Linked DNA regions of Mus musculus: regions 2, 3 and 4 are each linked to region 1. A link is a loop called in an ENCODE intact Hi-C map of the cell type or tissue named here. Cell type or tissue: left cerebral cortex. All regions are shown on one strand. Each heading gives the region's core, and the rest is flanking DNA. Links, peaks and the distances in the headings are about the cores only. Region 1 has its middle 300 kb from the start of Gm40548. Region 2 has its middle 110 kb from the start of 4930559C10Rik. Region 3 has its middle 29 kb from the start of Sel1l. Region 4 overlaps Gm40548 (a long non-coding RNA gene).

Region 1 (6,381 bases), core at 486-5,485:
TAAGATAGCAACTTACAGTACCTGTGTCCCATGGATGTGCTTCAAGCTTAAGGCCAAGATAAAGATGAAGGAAGTATTCCCCTTTCCAGGGGAGCATATTTTTAGAGACTTTTTCTGAATTTCAGAAATTTTGTTGTTGTTCACATTAAAATATATTAAGTTGAATATCTAATACCAACCTGACTTTCAACCATTGGCAAAAGCTACAGATTTCTTGCAGACACAGAAGCAAGGACTACATGGTAATAATTGTAGTAGCTAACCTATGCCATGCTATGCCTTCTATGCAAGAACACATGGTAATTGTTCCATCTAAAGCTAAATTATGTGTTTATGTATATATGAATACACACACACACACACATACACACACATATATACATATATTTCTCTCATCATTTCCATTTCCATTTACAATGACGAGACTCTTGCAGGCGGCTGAACTGGCTAGATATCAAACAACATTTAGCTCCAAGTTGGCTTCATTACCCTTTATGTTCAGATCCTATGCAATTTTCTGTGTATTCCCTACGTGCATCAGACGAGGACAGCCTTTCTTAACTTCAAGGTCTTTGTTTTACAAAAGCATTCTGTGTCCTCCTCTGCAAGATATCACATATTGCGTTTCCTATAAACATTCACTGGTGGGTAAGCAAAGATGAGCTTTCTTTAAACAAGAAAGACCACAACTACCCTTGACTAGGCACTGCCAATTGCGGGCCGAGGGTAGCAAGGGAGACTGCAGATTACTCACTCACCTTCATAGTTATATATTTGCTTATTTTAGAAGCTATAAGAGCAGAGTAGCAGGAGTGGTGGAGGACTCACAGAACTCTGATATCTCATCCCCATCTGCCGAGTTAGCTAGCCCTTAGCTAAGTGTCTCCATTTCATCTTCTGCAAAATGGGCCTGAGCACTCTGACTCCCGTAGGTTATAACCATATAGCACAGCCACGTTCATGACCCTCTATGGCCACAAACGCAGAGCCTCAAATGCTCAGAGCATTCCAAAGCAGTTAACCTACGTTGCCAGACTGTCCATGTGAAGAAGAATTATTTTCTAATGTAGGATTTCATTTCAAACACATAACAAACATTTTTAAATATACATAAAACAAGTCAATACAGAATGGAATTGGCTCTCAAAGATCATCAATTCTGTTTTCAAGTCCCGGATAATTTCTTTTTAAGATTAGTTAAACATGGGCTTCATACATGACAAGTAAGCACTTCTCTATCGAGATCTAGTCCTAGTACCTTTTATACTTTCTATTGTGAAGCCGGGCCTCATGAACTTACATAGACCGCCCTTGAGCTTACTGTGTAATCCATTCTGGCTTTAAACTTGCCCTCTTCCTGCCTTGGCCTCTTGCATATCTGTGATTGCAGGCCTATGCCACCAGGCCCTGATCAATCTTGGCTATTCTTCTTTAGATCAAGCATAGATAATGGTGATGACATCCTTTCAGAAACTGTGTTTTGATTTTTTTTCTCCTCTCTAACAATATCATTTTTCTTCTTTTTTTTTTCTTTTTGTCTCATTGATGCATAATGAACTCCTGACAGAGATGAATAATGCAGTGGCGTTTAATAGTCATAAAAGAAACACTACTCCCTGTGAGCCAATCTCTCATCCTTTAGATCATTTTCTTCTCAGTATCTTGCAGCTTTCTCCTTTTCCAGGATGGATGTCTGTCTGTCTATGGTTGAGTAAGGAGGAACTCACGAATAGACTCTCAGACCCAGAAAACTAGAAGGAATCTTAGCCATTGTGTTCTCATGTGTGGTCTAAAGCCACAGTGAACTTTTGTTCAGTACCAAGCTGACAGTTTCACTGGATCCATTATCTCTTGTATATAACTCTCACAACAGCCCTGTAAAATACTTTCATCTCTATTTAAGATGCACTGAAACAAACACTCTGAGATGCGTTTTGCTTTTCAACATGGCACACATACTGAAGAAGCCTCGCATTCAGATTTCAGAACCAATTCAGTTGAAGTACAAAGCACAGTGGCCCAGATAAATGAGCCAGCAATATGTGAAGATCAAATAAATACTAACAGAAAAACGTTAGATGTCAAGGGTGATGGTCTTTGTGAAAAAGATTCTCATGTAAAGTAAAAGCATCTCTTGTTGTATTTGGGTTTTTGACACAATTGTGTTTCATTACTGACACAGGAAGGTGGAAAGAAATGTTACCCACATGTCCTTAAAGAAGAATTCACCCGAAGTTGGGTTTTGTTCTTTTCGATAGTGGGGAAGGATAAGAGAGAGACAAGATTCTGATAAATAATTTATGAAGAAGAATGCTTCACTGATCAGATTTGGTGATGAAAAAAATTTCTTTGAAAACCCATGAGTAACATTCTTAATGGAAATTATCTGCACTTCTCCTGGGTCGGCATTTTTTTTTCCTGCTATTAGTTTGATTTCGGCTTGACAGTCTCCTTCCTGCACAAATGTAGCAACAAACACAACGGAAAAGCCTTTCTACATGATTATTTTCTAAAGTAATAAGACAACGTGTGTGACCTGAAAAATCAGCCCCTCCCACGTGTCAGGTAAGGAGGTGGCTTGATGATACTTTAAAAGCCATCTTGTGCTTCCTCCTGCCACTCAGTCACTCCTTCTGGGGTCTAGGGCGGGCTTTTGCTGCCATCTACTGGTACGTCTTGCAAGACAATCGGACGCTTCTGAAAAGGAGAGAATTGGAAAAAATGGGGGAGGGGGCTTATTCTGTAAGAAAATCCAATTCCGGCAGAAATGAATTTCTACGCCGAGTCACAGAGCCTTAAGTATTTTGTGCTAGAGAATGTTTAATAGCGACCCTCTTGTGCAACCCATGGAAAGATTTTTTTTCTCTCTTTTTCATTCCCTGGACAAGTGTCTGAACTCATCTACATGCACATGTCATTCTCCAGAAGCTCAAACGGAGGAGGAATATCGTGGCGGTTTGATTACATAGATTGCTAAGATTACTCCTAACTCCTCTTGCTGCCTGAAATTTCTAGCAGACTTTTTAAAACCACTTTCCCCAAATGTAGAATATGAAACCATGACATTTCTTCATAGCATCATACAGCTATCCATAAACTCGCTGATATGCTGGCATGAAGATTAAATGCGGTATGTGCTTAGCATTTCTTGCAAACGCACATGAGCTTTTAATAAAGACCAGCTGTTCCCATCACATGACAATGACTAATAATTCCATAGTTGTGGCACTTAAGAACAAAACTACCCAGAATAATGACACTATGGCAATGAGCGACCCTTAAATATTATAAATTCAATGTTTGGTCCTCCAGGAAGGATGAACGTAAATGATAAAGAGTAAGTCAGGTATATAGGTCTACATATTTCAGCACTGGTTTTTATAGAAGAATAGTAGAAAAGACTCAGTTACAGCCCAATTGCCTTATCGCAAAATTCTGAAAGACAGAAAGTGAATACATAAGGGTCTGAATAAATTAATGCCTGTAAAGATACTAAAAGAATATGCTCAGATTTGCTCACACATAGTTGTTCTTTGATTTGAGCAGATGCAGGGAAAACTGAAGACTTCTTCCTGGAAGGAAGAGAACAGTAGAGAAAGAAGGAATATCGACTAGTAAGTTTCAGCATGTGACATATGTGAGCGTGCAAGGGCTTTAGGAGCTTCACAGCGCGCATACTACCACCACTCTTACAACAATTTGCAACAGTGGCCATGCTATATTTTTCAGTTCACTAGAAATGCATCTCAACACGTTTCCAGGAATCTGAGGATAAAAACAACACTTGTGCAAAGTGGTCAGTCAAGCGATCGCACAATTTTATTCCAAAATCCATAGCAAGTCTAACTCCTAAGGGTTCCCTTTAAATTAAAGACTATGGCACTGCTCAAAAGCACACCACTAGCAGGGGACTGGATACATCATGTCAGTCATTGAGGAGTGTGAACCAAGACCGAATAAAGGATAGTTTCTGGACATCGACTGCTAGAGTTCAAACCCCTGCTTTCAAACTCTTCCTTTATTCCCTTATCTACTTGTCTGGGAAGTAGAGACTAGAAAATATGCCAAAGGAGTTGTTTTAAGGAACAACTAAACTGGCCAGGTGCAGGTCATTTAAAACAAGGGTCCAATTTGTAGTGACCTTCAAGAGCGAGTTGTTATTATAGAAGCAGAGGATATTTGGAATAAGAGAGATTTACTTAAAAAGAGGGTGAAGGAGTAGAGGAGGTGATGTGGTGGGTAATAAAGCTAACTGCAAGCATGATGATGTAAGTGCATACCCCAGCCTACATCTAAAGGTCTAGACATGTTCAGGGACCCTCTGTTACAACAGCACTGAGACACGGAGATAGGAAAGAGCGAGGCTCACTGGCCACACACTAACCCCAAGTCCTGCAGAAACAAAGAGACACTCTGCCTCAAGGGAATAAGGCTCACAAGAGAAGGTCTCCTCGAGAAACTTCTGTCCAGTCGTGATTTCCCAGGTTCCTCCTTGCTTTTCAAACTATAATTCTTTTTCAAAGTGAAACTGACCTAATCCGTGATGTTTAAGAGAAAAGCAGAGCAGGGTTAGATGAAGCAGGAGTAGAAGTCCGAGTAGCTAAGATGTCTCCTAGAAGGTCTTGATGCACTGTAGATGAACAGAGGTAACCCAGTAAAGTCACAGTGCAATGAGAAAATCATTGATATTTTTCTTTTTACCTTTTATTTTTCCCATCATAAATGCTCCTTGGAATGAGTTTGACCCCAGCCAAAGCAACACAGTAGGGTTCATATATATATGAAAAAACAAATACCCCAGTGGGCACCTCACTTTGTCAGAAATTGGTTCTCAAGTCACAGGTGATAAAAAGAAGACTCAGTCCAGAAGATATTCGCAAGCACTAAGGGCATTGTTATGCCTGACCCTGTACCTCCCAGGTTAGGTTTAGTTACTGGCTGTTCATCCAGTAGATCCTCAAACCACCAGTGGGGAATGTCCCATGGCAGGTTATTGAGCACTGCAAGATGGCACATTGAAGCAAAGCCATCCAATTCTGCACAGGTGTTGTGGTAATTGGGACACATTCCACACGTCTTAGAGTTCAATGGTCCTCAGACCATAAAGTCCTAGCTATGTGGATGTAAATTGGGTCAAATAGCTATCCAATAATATATGCTGTAGATGGACAGCTTTGGTCCCTAATGTCCTGCCATGTGCAGACCTGTCTTTACAAGGTGGAAATCATTATCCTGCCACTCATTCCAAAGTTAATATTGGTGGTACTACTGGTGAACTGAAGCCAGCAGAATGGACATTACTTTGAAAATATCCAAGGAAGAATTCTTTCTGGAATTATTTCTGCATTCGGCAAATAGTACCTTTGCATTAGGACTTATGAGGTAGTAACTCGTTATGACCATAGTATAAAGTACTAAATGGTGTGCTGTGGCTCATTATTCCTTGACCTTCTAATGGTCAAAAAATGTTTTTATTATGTCTGTGAGGGTTCCATCCCTATTGTATACATTCATTTCTGTGGCCTTCTCAATGCGGAGACTATACAAAATTTGTAAAACACACCACAAGTTATATTTCTGTTTACATTTGGGTCCATTTTTTGTGTGCCTCATTACATCACTTCATACTAATGTGCTTCATAAATTTATTTCTAAATTTCATAAATCGGAATATTTGCCCATAAAATTCAAATATTTTAAACTGCCATTTTAAATAGAATATAGCAAGACTTTTGGAATATTTTACGTCATCACTAGAATGTTCTCCATACTATGAAAATGAAAATCTTCAAAAGATCACTATTTTCTCTAGAGAGAACACTTCGGTCCAATATTTTTCATTTTCTAATGAAAATTGTACATGAAATAATTAGAACTCTTTAAATCAAAATATGAGATAAAAATAAATTATAAATATTTAGCTAGAAAAAAATAAGCAGCCTCATAAGTAAGTTACCAGAAATATAAAGCATCTAAGCTCCATCTTGCCTAATATATGTAGATAGACATCCATAGACATAGAAGGTAAACACTAATTTTCATTTTTTTAAGATTTATTAATTTATTTATTCATTCATTTATTTTTATGTATATGAGTACACTGTAGCTGTACTGATGGTTGTGAGCCATTATGTGGTTGCTGGGAATTTGAATTCAGGACCTCTGCTTGCTCTGGTGGGCTCCGCTTGCTATGGTCTCACTCTGGTTTAAATATTTCTTTATTATATATAATCTAACTATATAATCTAAGTACACTGTAGTTGTCTTCAGACACCCCAGACGAGGACATCAGATCTCATTACAGATCTCATTACAGATGGTTGTGCGCTACCACGTGGTTACTGGGATTTGAACTCAGGACCTTCGAAAGAGCAGTCAGTG
Region 2 (6,381 bases), core at 810-5,809, 1.2 Mb before region 1:
TACGTTCCAATTGTCAGGTGACTTTTAGTCTCTTCTAAGTTAAAATAAGTTCTTTGTCATCATTTTAAAGAGATCTTGTCCTAAGTTTTGTGTAATTTCACTCAAGTAGGATTTGTATGCTCTGTCATGATTCAATTGAGGTTTATTCTGGAAAATGACAAAGGAGAAAAGTGACCAAAAGTTGTATTGCTGATGGAGTTGCCCGAGGTTAGGAAAAGCCTCAGTTGCCAAGTATAGACACCATTGCATACGCCAGCGAGATTTTGCTGAAAGGACCCTGATATAGCTGTCTCTGGTGAGGCTATGCCAGTACCTAGCAAATACAGAAGTAGATGCTAATAGTCAGCTATTGGATGTATCACAGGGCCCCCAATTGAGGAGCTAGAGAAAGTACCTAAGGAGCTAAAGGGGTCTGCAACACTATAGGTGGAACAAAAATATGAACTAGCCAGTTCCCCCAGAGCTCGTGTCTCTAGCTGCATATGTAACAGAAGATGGCCTAGTCGGCCATCACTGGGAAGAGAGGCCCCTTGGTCTTGCAATCTTTATATGCCCCAGTACAGGGGAACACCAGGGTCATAAAGTGGGAGTGGGTGTGTAGGGGAGCAGGGCAGGGGGGAGGGTATAGGGACTCTCAGGATAGCATTTGAAACATAAATGAAGAAAGTAATAAAAAATTGGGGAAAAAAAAGAATAGGAATAGGCCAATGTAGTATCTGACAAGTTCTCCACTATCATGTTTCATCTTCCCCTCTGGAGCTCTCAGACATTGATCATGGAATTATGTTATGGCTACACACACATCCTCTTCATCATCACTGCCTTTCTCTTGGTTTTGCTCATCTCTGATAATGACTTTCTGTAGTTATCACAATACAACCTTTGATTAGTCTTGAATATATATGCCCTCAGTCAACATTATCTATTCACTTATATTTCTCTCTATCACCAAGAATTCATAAATATTTTGTCATATAGTCATAGGTGAGATGTGTCAATGTGTCATATGACAAACTGAGTTCAGTCCCTGGAACATACATGATGGAACAGATTACTTACTCCCACATATTGTCCAATGACTTTACAAGTATACCTTGATGTGTGAAAGTCCAAACACACACATGGAATGTGTGTGTGTGTGTGTGTGTGTGTGTGTGTGTGTGTTTGTAGGTTTTTTGGTGATATTTTTTGTCCTATTTCACCATTTGCTGAAGTAAAATCAAATACATCCGTGAAATTTAGTTCAAGGCAACAAACACATTTGAGTCTGTGGGTGTTTAGAAATGTGCTATACCTCAGCTTCTGATTCTGAACTAAATCTGTTAACTGTATAAGCCTTAAACATACTATGTGAGAAGCACGTTATTCTTATTGAGAGATAAAGTTATCCAACTTCTAAGTACAAGAAATATGATGTGAAGGCTGTAAACCTCAAGCCCAATCTCTGAGAGTACATGTTCTTCAGTACACGTTGTTCAGGGCAGTAAGTTCAAAACTGAAATCCCTAAAGTTTAATTCTTTGTGCTCTGTCTCTATCTCTGTCTCTCTCTGTCTCTCTCTGTCTCTCTGTCTCTGTCTCTCTGTCTCTGTCTCTCTGTCTCTCTCTCTCTGTCTCTCTCTCTCTCTCTTTCCCCTTCAATGTATGTGTTGAGGTGACATTTACTTTTCAGTTGATTCAGAATCTCTATAGATGCACAAGGCATCTACTAGGATATTTCTAGAAAAGTTTGACCAAGAAGAAAAGACCTCCATAAGAAGTGGGAAACAGTAGCCCACTGGGTGAGGTCTTAGACTCACCTGAAAGGACCAAAGTAATTTGAATACACCCATTCACTGCTCTAAGGTTCCTTTCTAGCAAGACACACTATGACCAGGGGCTTTATGTTCATGCCGCTAAAGCTAGATCTCTTGTGATGAACTTGGCCCATCATGATGAAATATACCCTTAACCTGTAAGGCAAAAATACACTGCCTTCTTTACCATACTTTCTCAAGTATTTCTTTTTCATAGCAACAAGAAAAGTGAAATCCAACATGTACATACATTCATATATATGCATTTATAAATATATACTCATTTTAAAATTATTTTATTTGCTTTTTAAAAAGAGTTGCACCAAAGATAGCTGAAGGAAAAAAAATTATCTACCACTTAAACATTGAATAGGAATCGAACCTTTACACCTTGTTTCACTAATTGCCAGGTATTTGACATTTGCAAAGCCATTTATACTGTTGTTATTGTAGAGACATGTCTACCACATACTTCTTTTTTATATTTTAATGACATTCTTGTTTGTTTGTTTATTTTTAGTAAAAAGCATTTTTTCCTTTTTTATTTTTTATTTTTCTATTCTATTTTTATTAGGTATTTTCTTCACTTACATTTCCAATGCTTTCCCAAAAGTCCCTCATAACTGCCCCCCCACCCCCCTACCCACCCACTCCCACTTCTTGGCCTTGACATTCCCTTGTACTGAGGCATATAAAGTTTGCAAGACCAATGGGCCTCTCTTTCCAATGATGACCGACTAGGCCATCTTCTGATACATATGCAGCTAGAGACACATACTTCTAAGTTTTAAAATGTTCAGTGAGCTGAGGCACACATGAAGAGCTTTAATTGCCTTTTAGAAAACTTCTGTGGAAGGGGTGAAGAGATGAACAATAGCGATAACCACCTTTTCCAGAGTTATCCAAGGATACTGAACTGAAACACAACCTGTTATGCGTTTGTTTCTTCTTCTGCTGAGTCTGAAATCCAACTTTTGTCTATGGGATTTTTATGAATCAAAATGAAAAGCAGAAAGAACAACTTGGCAATATGGTCTTTCTAAAGAGCAGTGTATTTGATACCATGACCTCACGTTGCTACTGGATATTGTAAAATCTGTTTGATCATACCATCCAGGGCTCGTGGCCTGAAACCAGAGGCAGCAACTACTAAATGAGCACAAAGTAACAGAAATTATATGTTTTAATTACACCTTTTTTCACCCCTGAGAGTTTGAAATCAGATAATTCATCTCTAAGGCAGTTCTGTTTATAATCTAGATCAGATATCTCATATCACCACAAGAAGTGAACACATATTCGGCTTCTGATATTCTGTCTATAAATGTAGTTTTAGGCTTTGCTTGGAGTGTGGGATTAATAATCTAGGACATGCCAGATTCCTCTCCACTCAATTGTTCTTTCTCTCTTGGAAATCTGATCAAGTGACCTGAGATTTGTATTTTATCTCAGCTCAGTTAATGGGAGTATTCTGTGCCCAATAAGAGAACAAATAACACAGTCTTTGAGAAGTTCCTCAAAGAAAAACCTACAAGCCTTCTCTTAAATTAATATGAATTCATTATATTTTTCTTTTCCATTTCAAACAAGAATCAAACAAGATAGGAATCTTTCTCTTCATCGTGTAAGCTATTTTCATTAAAATGTAAAGGAATACTTATTCATCCAAGCTTGCTAATGGATCCACATTATTTCTGGTTTTTTGCCTGAAGGAATCACAGCAAAGGAAAGAATTTGGCTTCTATTTGTTTTCTCCACTCATGCCAAAAAAAAAAAAAAAAAAAAAAAAAAAGAATTAAATTCTTTTCTCTATACGTATCAAGGTTCTAAGAAATTCAGATATATTAAGAATCAAGTACGTACAAACTGAGTGCTTTCCAAACAAATGCATGCTGTTTATCTCAAATTAATATATGCTTTCTTCTATGAAAGTATCAGAAAATTTGATGAATACCTGACACAGGGAAAAGATCATAGCTACACTGCCCTCTAGCGTAACAATTTAGGTATAGCAATACAAATGCACAATATTTGCAATGTTATTTTTATATTCCACACATTCGTGTGTGTGTGTGTGTGTGTGTGTGTGTTTCTGTATCACAAGGAAGGTGTATGCTACATACTATGATTTTGAATTATTTGAAATACAAAGATGTCAAGACCATTGATTTTTCTGATGCCAAAAGCATATAGAGCCAAGGACTTTCTAGCTATCCGCCTGTGCCCATGCGAACAATGGGAAAATGTGAGGCAAGCTACTTTAGCTTTCAGTACTGTAAGTATTAGAATTTGAATGTCCCAATCACATTGTCATTCCTGCTGGCTCTTCTCATATAAGCATATGCAGCTCACTTGGGAGAAGAAAGGTGATTCAGCAGAGCATATTTCACATTATCATGTCCATGAAAAGCTTAGTTCAGTTTTCTTCTTCCAAATACATCACAGAAGGTATATTTGATAACATTTTGTATGTAGAGGGTGAATACGTAACAATGCATATGGAACATGGGGTATGGAAAGCATGAATCTTGGCACTAGAACTTATTTTTTTTCTCTTGCACATGAAATGATATTGTAAATACATAAACATGAAAAAGGCTTACATCGCATCTGTCTTTAATGCTTGAAGGTCATCCTACATTTATAGATTCCATATACGCGATCAGTTGACTGGAGGATATCTCTGTATAACTGGTTTCATTCCTTAGATTCGGGGGTAGACTCTGATGCCACTCCTGACTCAAGATGCTTTCCCAATGAACAGGAGGAGAGTAGGAAAAGGTTTTCAAGTTTCAGCATCCTGCACTCAGGATCCCTGTCCTACGGTTGATATTTCTGGTGTGTGACCATATTTACCTATGCTTCTTATCCAGGTTCTTATATTCAGATTATGAAAATACCTACACTACAGAGCTGTGGAAGAGTAAGAGAGCTAACACATATTTCAGAAGTCATTTGACAGTATAGTAGTAAGCAACATGTAGGCAAATGTCTTCAGAAAAGGAGACTTTTTGCTATGTAAGCACTTCAAAGCATGAAGAGAGAATAGTTATGTCTGGTGATAAGGACTCAAAACTGTCAATAAAATAGAAAGAACAAGAGGCGCTATAGAAACTGAAGTCACCTGTGGGACTACATTATCATCATTCAAATGCTTACAGTCGCTGTGACTCTCAACAGCAAGAATGGGATAGCAGCAGAATGTCACATATAAGGCCCATAATGAGTAGAAAAAGTCCTTGGGGAAAGGCCAGACAATATTATGGATAGCAAGATAGTCCCACTGATGAGGACATTTGAAGGGATCTTTTAAATACACGTGGGAGTTTTTCTTAGAATAAGCAAACACAGGGACAGAAACTTCTCTTTTGTGTTATCCACTGTAGCCAAAGGAAATCAAGCACCAAAATTTATCAGAGCACTAATGCTAGAAGACCACTTTATAGGCCAAAGTGTTATAGCTCTCAGTACTGACTCCAACTGTTGTTGTTTAGCCATGAGACATGATGGGAGAGAACTTTAATGCTAAGGATATTGATTTCAGTAAAACAATGGGAGATATTTAATTTTCTCCTAATTAAAAATGTATTGTATTATTTTAAAATTTGTTTTATTAGTTTCCTACAAACTACATGGAGACTGTGTCCATAATTACACCAAGTAACATATAGTATATATTATAAATATATAATTGAATATGGATATGCATTATATATATGATAGGGATTGGCAATTAAGCTATGTATGACAGTCTACTGAATTTGGAACTAACATCAACATGATTTTCCCATCTAAAATTGTATAAGATAGCCAAGTCTCTTGGCTGTAAAGCAAGGAAAATAAAAAGTTTCACTCACTTAAGTATTTCAAAAGAACTTTAAGAACTACTGAGCATCTATATATAATTGGTTTAGTTCCAACAAATTCAAATTTTTCAAGTAGATAAGGAAAAATGTGTGCATTTCCATACACACAGGAAACAATCATGCATCATACAAGTACATACAACTATAGGATTACATGTACTTACATAGACACACACACTCAGATATAACACATATAGATGCATAGCTCTTCTGTGGGAGTATCAGGCCAAAGTTTGCAGTGCATTGTTTTTTTTTTTTTAATTTACCTTAGTATTTTGAACTTTTATTTCATTTAATTAAAGCAGGTATTTCTTATCCACCTTTGGAATAATCTAAGTGTGAGGTTTGTTTTCTATCTTTTATCCCATTTCTAAAATAAGCCTTAACAGAGATCATTTAAAATGTCATTTCTATAGACACATGTGGTATTTTTCTTTTCCATTTTAGACTTGAGAACCATGAATTCTTTTGCCAGGTGTCCTCTAAAATGCCCTACCCTGTGTCTGGCTGAACCTGATGACTTAATAAGAGGAAGAGGTCAAAATTCAAGCTTCTGAGGATTTTAAAAGCACTTTCTTTTAAAGTTAAAAGATAAATTATTCCCAACCGAAGTTACTATTGCTTATAGCATAATTTTAAAATGCCAGCTGTGGGAATGGATGATGTAGAAAGTACGTTTATGGAGATAGCTCAACCTAGAGGTCCAGCTGTCTCACTCCAT
Region 3 (6,381 bases), core at 708-5,707, 430 kb after region 1:
GCATGCCACACATTCCCCAAAAAGGGAATAATAAATGGCATCCGCTGTCCTTTCTTCTGGACCTTCTTGTGTTTATAATTACGTTGCACGCTTACATTGTCTCGGTTTGTAACAGTCTCATTCTGTTCATCAAACATTATCCCCATAGCAGCTCAGAGCTCACTGTTCACTCTGACGGAATCGGTGCTCACCGGCTGTATTTAGCAAGACTGTGTTCCCACTGCAGTTCACACCTGAAGAGGTTTTGTGTGCTTGTAGTTCCCTCCGAGAAGTTCTTAGAACTGCAGCATCCCTTGAAGCTTTTGTTCTTTTCTCTATTAGGTTAGAAACACTTAACATATGGTCTGTCCTTTGAAACTCGCCGTACGTGGTGTGCACTACCTCCGGGTAATGCATTGTGACCCAGATCTCAAGATTAACCCCCTCCCATCACTGAAACCTTATGCTCCTAGGATAGCCACGCCCACTTCCCCTCTCCCTCCTGCCCCTGGTGGTTCTCTCTGTGTTCGCCACATCCACACACTTGACTATTTTTCATGCCTCGCGCGCATACTTGACGTCAGCATGTGCATCCTTCGGTGGATGGCTTATTTCCTCCAGATTAGTCTTTGCTGATGAACACAGCACAACATAATTCGTTGTTTGTCTATGTCATGTTTTCTTTACCCACTCACGGTGGGCGCTGGGGTTGTTTCCACAACTTGGCTGTTGTGACTAACCCTGCAGTGGCCTCTCTCCAGTTCTTTTGGGTAGATATCTAGAGTGGATTTGTGAGCTCATCTGGTAGTTCTAGATGTAACATTCTGAAGAACGCCCATATTTTCTCTAGCTTCCTCTGGAAGATGGAGAACTCTCAGCTTTTCCAGTGTCATGCCTACCTGGATGCTGCCATGTTCCTGCCTAGATGATAATCGACTGGACCTCTGAACCTGGAAGCCATCCCCAATTAAATGTTGTTCTTTATAAGAGTTGCCTTGGTCATGGTCTCTATTCACACCAGTAAAACCCAAACTAAGACACCTCACATATGCTGACAAGCCAGCAAGTGCTCTCCCACTGTGCTATGTCCCCAATGTGATATTTATATATGTTATGTATGGGGTATATATATGTATATACATATATGTGTGTACATACATATATATTATATCTTAGATAGATTTTAAATATATATATGAATATATATTTGAACAGGGTCTCAGTTAGTTCCCCTGGATAGATTTTAATTGAGAATCCTCCACCTTAACATCCAAAGCAGGCAATGATACCAGCCTACACCAGACTCTGCTGGCAGCCAATGTTTCTATGCTCAAATTTTCTTTGTCCTTTTATGGATATCAGTTTTTATTCCATTGCTTTAAATTTTGTGGGATTTTTGTTACATTTATTTAGGTTGTCTCAAATCTTTCCTCTAGGTTAATAAATAAATTTTAATCAATATTTTCATTTTGTTCTTTGCTGTTATCAAAAGAAGAGGAAGATGGAAGTTGTCTCTCGAGGCTCACCTTGAAACCACTCCAATTCATAAAAAAGATAAATCACGGGTGTTTTATTATAGGTGTGGCAGGGGAGCATGGCTACAATAGGAACTTTTATTGTTCTTGTGCTTGCTCTCCCCCTCCTCCTGCTCTTCCCTCATCCAGCCCGAAGCCCAGGCTGTTTTGTAGGGAAGCAGAGAGACACAGCAGGGAGAGCAGCAAACAGCCTGGAAAAGTCGTTCGGGATTTTGTTACTTCCAAAAGGTGAGGCATTTAGGTGCAATGGAGAGAATTTGAGGGGCAGGTTTTTACGGACAAATTGTGCACAAAAAGAGCGAGAATTCTGGGAAGCAGAGAGAGTGTGGAGCAAGGTTGCTGACCTAAGGATTCACTGGACTGACCCCAAGGAGGCCTCGCACCCCCAGGCAGCTGTTAGATATGTGAAAGCAAGAGTGATGTTCTTTTCTTGGGAAGCACCTAAGAGACCGTAAGACGCAAAGAGATGGTGGCTGCCTGGCGTTTCTGGGACAGAATGTTCGTAGGCATACATGACTCATAGATTTCGCTGAACTCCGGTATAAAGGAATGATTCATGAACCGCACCCACCCCCTCATCCAGGGCCAGGAGGCAGAGCAAGGGGCTAATGAGTTTCAAACTGTAAGAGAATGGCTTTCCCTTCTGCAAGCTAAATAAGCTGCAACCAGGGGCTAAACGAATAGCAGGCATCCCCAGAGATGCCTGTGCGGTCAGATAATGTCATGAATTTAAAGGACCTTCCTGGACACATACTGACACCCTTACATCACCCTGGCCCCACCACCATCTCCAGAACAAGAAGTGCACATCGATCCAGACGATTTTCTGCCTTTCTAGCACAGTAAAGGGGCAAAATTAAGTTAGCATGACTCGCGGGACGATAAAGCAAGCTATAACCTTGCTCATTTCTAGCCGAGATTCATAGTAAAAGAAAATTGCCTCTGACAGACTCCTTAAAGTTCTCAGTAACATACCTGTGTGTCGTAGCATGAAGGTTTAGAAGCCCAGATATAAGTGTTCCCCAGCGGGAGATATTAACAGAGCCCTGTCCGTCAACCACGGGGTAGGGCTGGGACTCTCCAGTGAAGGGACTTAAAGGGGTTGGAGGTCAGCGCGCCTCAAGCAAACATAAGCAGATCCTACTCTGTTGCCTGGAAACACTTCTGCTTTATTCTCTGCTGCTTTTCAGTTAGAAATCTGACAAAGCTCATACCTTACCGTTTTATCCTCTGCCTCCCTCAAACCTCCCATTTCTGTCTTCCTCTCCCTCCGCCTCTTTTTTCTAACACAGCATCCCAAGAACCTACAAAAGGAAGCCCATGCGCATCCTCTCCTTACCACCATGTTTCCTGCGGAGCTAAGCAAGGTTTAGAATTTAGATGAACTCACCCTCGCTACCGAGAGGCCTAAGTTTAACATCTTGGCCAACTCTACATGAAAGTCTCCGTGCCCAAAGACAGCCTCATGTTTTTAGATAACCTGGATTAATGTTTAAGACTGAAAACAATCAAATCCAGCTGAGTTCTCGTTTCGGTAATATTTTCAACATCTGGGATGGTGAATGTTTAATAGGTTGCTCCCATCGATACCCAGCTGAATGGAAGCCTGGAGGTTAGAATCTGCCATTTTTAAAATATTAGACTAAGCTGCTTAAGCCTCTAAATATGTTAAACTCATACTACCCAAGGAGAGCTGTGTTATGTTGAACACTGTGAGCCATCTGTGTAGAAAGTTAATTCAAACAGTGAGCTCATGCTGCCCCCTCGTGGCAATATGAGGTGTAGCATCATCTGAAGCGCTCTTTTTTTTTTTTTTTTTTTTTTTTTTTTTTTTTTTTTTTTTAAAAACCTGTGTAGGTCTTTACCAGTAATCATTAGAATTGATGGCAATAAAATAGGCAGCACTCTGGGTGTCTATAATATCTAAAAAATGTTTCTTACTCCACTTAACCATTATAGGTCATATTTGCGAAATTCTATTAATGTGTTATGGATGAAAGAACAGGAAGTTAGCTTGTTCATCTCCAAAGAGAGCAAGTGGAAGAGCTGACATTGAAGTCCAGGCACATCTCAAGCCCAAGCATGTACATCTCCCATTATAGCAAACTGTGATTTCCTCTAAGCTGTTTCTCTGGTGTCTCACCCACGGTGACTAGTCACTGCTGTCCTTTGAATCTGAAATGCCCCCTGAAGACCTATGTATCAAATAAAGGTTTGTGCTAGCCTGGGATGCTATTCATAAGTGGTAGAACTTTGAGAAGAGGGACATAGCTGTAGGAAGTTGGGGGACTGGAACCACATTCTTGAAAGATGGCTCCATTTGCCCTAGAAGGACATATTGAAACCTTAGCCCCTTCTCATCCCTTTCTTTGTTTCCCAACTGTCATGAGATAAAATGGTGTCCTCCAAAACCATGAAGCAAAAGAAACCTTTCTTACGTTTAAGTTGATTGTTTCAGGCGTTTTGCCACAGTGACGGCTGAATAGAGCCCTCGCTCAATAGCGCACACATCATGCTCACTCAGGAATAGCTTCTGACTTAGCCTACCGTCTTGCGCGCGCTGGACTGGTCAGCAGTCCGGCTGCAACAGGATCCTTCTGCACACGTTTATTGGGAGAGCTTGATTGCAGAGGCAAAGAGACCCCGAGTCCAGAACTGGTGCTGCTTATATAGGCCTAGGAGAGGCGTGTCTCACACCCGGATTGGTTATGCACTAAGCCTCATTTGCATGTTCCTCATCTGATTGGCTACTCTCTCTCTCTCTGTACCTCACAGAGCCTCATTATCATACCTCATTTGCATGTCTCACATCTGATTGGTTATACTCCCAAAGCCTCATTATCATGCCCGGGCCAGGCAGTGTCTTTGCAAAAAACTTTACAGCATATGTACACATTGGTTGTTTGTCCAAACTTATGCGTGGTGGCCAGCAGTAGCCAGTGCCACTCTGAAACGACACATGTGGCTTCCCACACTACTGCTTTCTTTAGCTTATTGTATAAAGGCTTCTGGCAAACCCTCTATCTGACAAGAAAGGCACACACTATGCAACAAGCATTTATCAGGAGCCCACTGTGTGCCCAAAAGTATTCAAGTCACAGTGAGGTCTGAACAGATGGGGGTCTCTTTCTAAAACCTCGAAGTCAGCTCTGCTGACTCTGTCCACCACTTCCCTGAGGGCCGAAACGGGATGACCACCCTCGGTCTCTCTGCTGTGTGGCATTTGGAAGACAGACCTCATTTATTAACATCCTAGCCTATTTAAATTACATGACAGTTGGAATATCATGGACTAGCTTTTCAAAGCAGGAAGGGAGAGTCTATGAGTTGTGTCTGTTAACTTTATTCATCAAAGCAGCCAGGTCAGAATTGTCCGCATTTGGAAATCTCTTTAACTGTCAAAGGACCCTGCTTCAAAGGTCAGGAGCCCATGGTAAAACCTGGGATGAAAGTGTAAAGACCCCAGAGCCACTGTGTGGCTCCTAGCATAATGAGCAGTCACATGTCCTGGAAACCTGAATGCAGAGTGGAAAAGCTAAGCAAAGTGAGAGGTGTTCTATTCATTTTCAGGATGAAAATATTTGAATATGTTACTGAGTCGACAGCAAGGAATCCAAGTTACTAACTTCCTGTTTGCTCAACACCAAGGAGCCAAATAATCACTGGGGCCCTTTGCAGCTCCGATAGGAGATACTCTGACAGGAAAACTGCTTCTCTGCTCTTTTCCTCTTCTGAGGTCAGACAATCAATTTGAAACAGGCCCTAGCTGGTTCTAAACCTTCAGTCTTCCTTCTGTGATTTCAAGTTTATATTTACTCCACAAAGACTGAATGAGGCTTTGGGCTGGACTTTTAAAGAAAGGAAAGTCTATGTCCCAGTTTCGTGTTCCCCCTCAGGCAGCTGCCCTCGAGGGATGTTCTCAGTCCTAGGGGAGCACTAATGCCTTTCTCTCTGAACTAAAAGAGGTCACAGTACAAATGCACACTGCTTTCCTGAGGCAGAAGAGTGGAGACGGGGTGGATTCAGCTGTGGGCCCAGTGTTGAGTTAAGCCCTACAGAGACTGTGAGAGGGAGCCTGGACAGAAGAGCCACCCCACAGCCACAGCTGATCCCCGCAGCGCCCTTGGAGTCTGACATCAAGGCTCTTCTCTTCAGAACGCTGCGGATGGGCAACAGCACAGTATTTTCCAAAACAACTATCAGCAAGTACGGCTGAAGGAAAGCCACTCCTCTGTGGCTTGTGGGTCCTCTGAGGCTTCTCTGAAGTTATCCCTTGTGGCTCTCCTGGGAGCTGAGGATTCCCTTAAGACCTATACATGAGGGCAAGTGAGTGGCGGGATGTGACAGTACACTCCGGACATCTGGCCTCTGGCATGTCACATATACTCCCAAGTCATGAGATTCCCTCATACTCCAGGCCTATCCAAGCAGTTTTGTGTTAAGGTGAACCTAGAAGTCCCACTGGCTGCAAGCAATCTTTAACACATACTGATTCCTCTTGTAAGGAAAAGAAGAAGGAGAAGGAGAAGGAGAAGGAGAGGGAGAGGGAGAGGGAGAGGGAGAGGGAGAGGGAGAGGGAGAGGGAGAAAGAAAGAAAGAAAGAAAGAAAGAAAGAAAGAAAGAAAGAAAGAAAGAAAGAAAGATCCAGCCTAAAATATTCCTTTTAAAGAAAATAGCCAAAGTGGACAGCCAGCCCGGTGTTCCCTTAGTATTCAAAATAAAACACACGAGAAGCTCCAAATCTGCAAATACTTTCTGACGACCACCCAACTTACTGCCCAGAACCTGTGGAGTTTGCTTGGCTATACCCTGCATGGGTAAAGGTCACTCCATCCCTGTGGCTCGGCTTCTAGATCTCCTAATCCAA
Region 4 (6,381 bases), core at 632-5,631, 290 kb after region 1:
CACAAGCTCTCAACCACCAGATATCCTATCAGGAAGATGGAGGCTCATGAGACATATCATGAGGTGCACACCTCCCCAGGGACCCACAACTAGCTAACCATTTCTAGAGATGAAAGATTTGTCTTCAGTGGTATAGCTGTCCCTAATTTGCCCATAAACCTATCAATAATCCCAGCTGAACTCATTGGCTCATAAAGCTAGACTTTGATGGATCATTCCTTTATCCCCTCTTTGGAGCAAGTAGACATTTACTCACTGCACCCCAGGAAAAGCCATGGAAAAGAAAGCCATTCTCCTTGTGCCCTAGGCCCACATTCTTGGTCTTCAGGCTGCTTATCCTCCTGCCCCATTCTTCATCCATTTCCCAGTCACCTGCCTGTGCCACTAATAGCTTTCATTACATATACATTCCTATATGTTGGCTTAGTCGGTGCCCATTTCTGCCATCAGATCCACAACACCACGGACTGTGAGTTTTATATGAGAGGCTTTGATAGTACCAGTAACAGAGTTCCAGGCCCATGGTGGGTTCTCAGTCGGTATGCATTGAATAATACAAGCAGTGGGAAAGTGGATACAAAAGGCTCAATACCTGTATGCTACTGCCAAGTAGTTCTCTCTCTCCTCCAGGTCTGCTAAGAAGAGGCAGCAGGCATACATAATTAGCATAGTCCTGTACTCTTAGAACTTGACTATGTACTTGACTTAGTACTTGAGCTACACAGCAGGAAAGGGGAAAAAAAGGAACTAGAGAGACAGCTTGGCAGTCAAAAACTTTACTAGTCTTGCAGAAGACCCTGGTTTGGTTCCCAGAGCCCACATGATGCCTCGTAGCTGTCTGTAACTCCAGACCCAGGGTATCTACCATTTTTATTCTGACCTCTGCAGGCACTACTTACTGAACGTGGTGGATACACATACATGTATGCAAACACTCATACATATATACATATATATATACATATATATATATATATATATATACACAAAATTGTTTTCTTAAATTTTAATACAAAGCATCAAGTCTAATGATCTACATATATGAAAAATCATATTGAAACCCATTGTTTTGTCTGCTACATTTTTAGAAACTGAATATCAATAAGAGGATAAGTAGAGGCGAGGCAGGAGACTTAAAATGTACGTAATAATGACTGTTTAGTTGTATGACATTTTTCCATAGAATTTGTGATCTCTTTTCCAAGGCAGCAATGAAGCCACACCATGGTCCTCAGCATTTAGCCCCCATCTCTCGTTCCCCACACGATCTGAGAGAACTCTTTGTTTTCAGATCTCAGGCGGTGATGTCTCTGCTGTGCCTCTGATGCAAGTCTTCCCCTGCTGCCTGGGTCCTCATTGTTCCCTTATCATCAGAGTACCCAGTGCCGGGGAGCATTCAGAGTTCATCACCCTTTGCCAAGAAGACAAGGCTAAAAATTGCTCAAAAGCCAGACTTTGCATGTCATTATTTTTACCCAACAATGGGTAAAAATAATGTTTTTTAAATCTATTACCCTCCCCATCCCACCTCCCGCCAATGGAGAGAGAGACTGTGTCTTCTCTGCCCTGTGCCCCTGCTACCTAATGAAATGTCCTAATTCACTGGTGACACCTCGGTCTCTACAGTTTAACTCCTTCAGTCCCATTTGCCCAGGTGACATCTCTCAAGTACTTTAAGGAAAGGTTCTATTCTAGCTTGCACTACAGTTGCCTTGACAAGCGTGAGTAAACTGCAAACTTCTTCCAAAAACAAAACAAAAAAACAAACAAACAAAAAAAAAAACCAGGGAAGTAGAATTCTTCTCGTGACTCAGTCTGCTTCAAGAGCAATATGGAGAATAAAAGAAAAAGTAGTGATAACTTTTTTTCTAATCCTAATGCCCTTAAGCACAGGCGCCTGATCACTGAGTGCGATGCGTTACTTGAGCCACCTACAGACCTCCCATCCATCCTCGGGGCCCTGCTTAGCCCCTGATGGTTTCTCACTGCAGAGTCCACTGGAGAGAAATGTTCCTATTCTTATGGCGGCCCCCTTCCCTATACACAGCTCCTCTCCTCCACTGTGGGAAGCTAAGGACCAGCCTAAGTCCAGCCCCTGCACTAGGCCATTTCCTGTTGTTTCAGGTGGTCTGAGGGCTCCTCCTTTAGGGGGTATCCACATGTCCAAAGTGACATGCGACGGAGGAGACTCTGAAGTTACAAGAGCCCAGTGTTCACCACACTAGGTTTTCTGGACACAGAAGGAGCTCATACACGGTAACCTAAAACAACATTTTTCTCCCCCTTTTTCGGGAATAATTGCTTTCTATTTTAACCCTATAAATGCATGGCTTACTCGGCCTCCTTCCTTTATCTTGATGGCCAGTTATAACTCATTGGTAAATTTAAGTTCTAACGTACATGCAAGAAAATGTGGTGTTCCGTGGAAAGACATGCAAGTGAATAAAAGGTTGGGGTTGGATGGATCTCCAGACCAAAATTTCAGGGCTGATTCTGGCAATCATTTTCTGAGCTAGTTGGGTGAGTCTCTCACAGCTTTGATTTTGATTATTCCCACCCAAAATACAGACAAATAAATAAATAAACAAAGGACCAAACTTTTCATCTCCCATTTCAGGTATATTGTAAGTAGTAATAATAACAATACTGAGAAAACATCACAAAACTTAGAATGTAAACAGTGCCTTCTAAGGATGAATGATTGGTCCTTTGTCATAGACGTTGTGGTCGTCATCATCACCATCATCTTCATCCCCATCATCATTCTCTTGACGCCACTTAGCACGTTAACTTTTTGTGTGTTGTACTACTGCCACCTACCGGCAGAATGCGTGAATAGGACGCAGTCTTTAAACATTAGGGTTTACATTTGCTTCGATGAGTGTCCACTTGGACTGAAGTGAAAAATGTGCACACACAAAAAAAAAAAAACCAGAAATGATCACACTTGTTATACTTGGCAAGGAGGATTCAGCCCCAACCTTGAATAAATGGGGCAGAAACTGAGCCCAAGGTCTAGATGAAGAGAAATTCAGCCAGGTGGTCTCATCCATTTTTTATTAGTCCAAATGTGTTTTGCATGTAGCAAGCTATGCTCCTATTAACTTGCAGGCCTAAAATGGAAACATTTAGGGCAAACTGTGGACTGACTGTCAGAATTGGAGAAAGTGTGACATTTTGATATACCCAAGACAGAAAACTGGCTCTGCTGGCACCGGAAGCTGTCAGCAGCAACTGGTCAGCGGAACTGGGCAGAGGACATGGCTGGCCTCTGCTGGCACCGGAAGCTGTCAGCAGCAACTGGTCAGTGGAATCAGATAGAGGACATGGCTGGCCAATCTTCTGAGTTCCCAACTCTGCCCTCACTCCCAGAGGATCTGCGATGTTTCCTCGACAACTTGACAAAGAGACAAATGCCCTTCCTCTTCTTTCAGGTCATTGTCAGAAACTTCTAGTTAGGGGCAAGAGAAACGAGCCGTTTGTACATTTCCTTTCCATGATGAATTTCTTCTGGAAGCATGCCAAAATTCTTATAGAAATCAGGAAGACTGATTGACCTACATTCAGGAAATGAAGTGATGGTTTCATTTAGGGCCATAAGCGAAACCTTCCCATATCGATATGAATGTCTGTCTACAGAAAGTCAGTGGAGCACCAACTACAAGAACAACGGGGCAGAAATGTTTCTGTCAAGACCGCTGAACTCAGGTTTCCCTTCAAAAGCAAGGAAAACTCAAGCCAGCCCACTGAAATACTCCTTTGTCACACTGTAACTTGGGACTTGATAATGATGGCGGGCGAGCATGGAGTGTGTATGGATTTATGAGCCTTTGGAGTAAGAACTTGATATATTTTAATATACATTAAGCTATGAATAAATTTTCAATATGATGGAAGGTCTTAGGAAAATGAGAACTTATACCTAAGGAAAACTAGAAGGTAGAAATATAAACTGGAAACATCTCTTTGGAAGACTGTTACACTCACCACTATACCACCAACACCACCCAGAACAATCTATTGGAATTCATAACTTTCAATCGCATTCCCCAGCTTTACCTCTGACCCAAAAAGGGCAACTTCAAATTTTCCCAACATTCAGTTGTTATCCTGGGCAACCATTCAGACGGTAGTTATTATGCCGGGAATCCATACTGCTCTCCCATTGGCTCATATGTTGAATGCCTGATCCACAGCTTGTCTGGCGCTTTTCTGGAAACTGTGCACACTGTAGCAGATGGAGCCTGGATAGTAGAAGAAAGTCAGTAGGCGTGAACCTATGAAGGTGATACCTGCTTTCCACCGACTTTGTCCATTTCCCAGTCTGCTGTAATGAAAAAGCCAACTTCACATACTCCTGTCAGCATGGATCAAGATGTTGTCAACTGTCATGCCTGCACAATCATGGATGGACTGAGACCTGAAATCATGAAACAAAATAAGTAAATACTTCCTTCTGTTCTCCATTAACTTATTCATTTCTTTACATCCCAGTAGTGCCTCTCCTCCCAGTTCCACCCTCACAAATCCCTCCTCCCATTATGCCTGCTTCTTCTCAGAGAAGAATTCCCCCCTTAGGTACCCACCTGCCCTGGAACATCAAGTTTCAGTAGGACTAAGTGCATCCTGTCCAGCTGATACCCAACCAGGCATTCCTGCTAGGAGAAGAGGCCCAGTGGCAGGCAACAGAGTCAGAGACAGTCCCCACTCCAATTGTTAGAGGACCCACATGAAAACCAAGCTGAACATGTGCTACAAATGTGTAGCTCCAGCCTTTACATGCCCTTTGGTTGGTGGTTCAGTCCCTGTGAGCCCCTATAGGACCAGGTTAGTTGACTCTATAGGTTTTCTGAAGGTGTCTTTAACCTCTCCAGCTCAGTCCTATCCCCTACTCTTCCACACCACTCCCTGAGCTCTGCCTAATGTTTGGCTGTGGGTCTCTACATATGTTTCCATCCAGTGCTGGATGAAGCCTCTTGGGAGACAATTAAACCCTTCTTTCTTAAGTTTTTCTGTCTGGTATTCCATCACAGCCATGCCCAGGCCTTCCAGATTGGTGAGTTTAGAAGGACATTGATTTCCAGCTGAGTCTGATTAGGTTATCACAAGTTTAAGATGGAAACAAAGTAGTGTGTATGGTGTAGCTTAACTATACCTCAAAAAAATATTCTGGAAAGGATCTATTGTTAATGTAAGAATAAGAATAGAAACAAGAATTATAATAGTGTCAAAATTATCAATAAGAATAAACATGAGGGTGAGTCTTCCACGAGGCATGAAAAAAGACATTTTAATTCATGCTCCTTGTATTATGGTAATAAGTTTTATTCCAACTATAATACCTTATTTACCATTGAGCTATTTTGTGTTTCTTCTGCCTATACCTGATCATATTTAAAGCATTGTTGAAAACTTCTAGAGATATTTTTTCATAATGAAATCACAAAGGAGTTTTAAGGGTCTTGTTGGAGTCTGCACTGTCCAGGTACTTGGAGAAATTCATTTTATTAAATGCATATGCTTTTTATCATGATCTACTAATAAGCAAATACTTAGAATGATGGTTATTCTTTGCATCTCAAAGCCACTGATAGGTTCCTAACATCATAATGTTGATATTAAGCAAATATCAGGTAGTTCATTTAAAAAGCCTTCCTACATAGATAACCTTAAGGTGCTAGAAACCCTTTTGTAGTTATGCAGTAGCCCTACTATAAGAAGGTCTTTAAGCATTTGGCAGCCCCTCTCAGTAGGAATGGTGGACCCTACCTGGCCCAGGTAGGTGAGGATGCTGTCTTCATTTCTGCTCTCCAACTACAGAAAGTCTCTGCTCTATTATTTCTGTCTGAGTCTCATTGTTTCTACAATGAGTCCTGTGTTTCTAGCTGTATCTGCTTCATTTTCCCTAATCTCATTAAACTGTCGATGACTCCCATTATGCTGTTCCTTGCAAAGGTCTGGCAATCCCTGTCTTCACTGATGCTGCACATGAACTGGGGTTTGAGGTGCCAATGTGTTCTTTGACTACTTGCCCATATTCAAACCACTTTAAGTAGGACAAACATAAAACTAGATCTACATTTAAGTGTGATCGTGTAAGGATAAAACTTTAGTGATATTAAGTCTTAAGTCTTCAGACTCTTTTATGAATAGAAACTGAGACAGAGAGCCAATTAAAAAAAAAAAACTAACTACATATTTAAAACATGTAACAACAAGCCACAGAAACACCAAGTAAATGACTGTATAAAACGGCTAACCAACTGATAGAAGCTAATTGGATGTTTCATAGATATTTTTACCCAAGAGTGATAGAAGTCTTGATAAAACTAAAATTAAAACTTTCTTCTCTTTATAGGACAATGATGTGCCTGGTCCCAT

Evidence for each region. Peaks named below come from ENCODE experiments on the same cell type or tissue, not always from the same donor. Only the 100,000 strongest peaks of a DNase experiment are listed, where the experiment ranks them.
Region 2: it touches region 1 in a loop (2.8-fold over the local background); 2 of 42 quality-filtered maps call a loop at or near these places.
Region 3: a loop joins it to region 1, with 9 times the contacts of the local background. A loop is called at or near these places in 3 of 42 quality-filtered maps.
Region 4: it touches region 1 in a loop (5-fold over the local background); 6 of 42 quality-filtered maps call a loop at or near these places.

The regions. Positions count from the first base shown.
Region 1 is chr12:92,299,662-92,306,042 of GRCm38, reverse strand. No RefSeq gene overlaps it. Among named protein-coding and RNA genes, the nearest start is that of Gm40548, 300 kb to the right of the region's middle. In left cerebral cortex, for the core only: a CTCF peak has its summit at 2,682 (motif pointing left); DNase peaks (open chromatin) are centred at 2,679 and 2,905; H3K4me3 peaks cover 664 bases; H3K27ac peaks cover 580 bases.
Region 2 is chr12:93,547,461-93,553,841 of GRCm38, reverse strand. No RefSeq gene overlaps it. Among named protein-coding and RNA genes, the nearest start is that of 4930559C10Rik, 110 kb to the right of the region's middle. In left cerebral cortex, for the core only: a CTCF peak has its summit at 3,784; DNase peaks (open chromatin) are centred at 1,299 and 3,881.
Region 3 is chr12:91,874,704-91,881,084 of GRCm38, reverse strand. No RefSeq gene overlaps it. Among named protein-coding and RNA genes, the nearest start is that of Sel1l, 29 kb to the right of the region's middle. In left cerebral cortex, for the core only: a CTCF peak has its summit at 3,272 (motif pointing left); DNase peaks (open chromatin) are centred at 2,037, 2,427 and 3,235; H3K4me3 peaks cover 445 bases; H3K27ac peaks cover 1,790 bases.
Region 4 is chr12:92,009,866-92,016,246 of GRCm38, reverse strand. It overlaps Gm40548 (a long non-coding RNA gene), which reads right to left. Exons shown (of 4, transcript XR_872912.1): 2 at 4,356-4,655; 3 at 4,060-4,244; 4 at 2,605-3,658. Among named protein-coding and RNA genes, the nearest start is that of Gm40548, 11 kb to the right of the region's middle. In left cerebral cortex, for the core only: a CTCF peak has its summit at 2,820 (motif pointing left); DNase peaks (open chromatin) are centred at 2,812 and 4,218.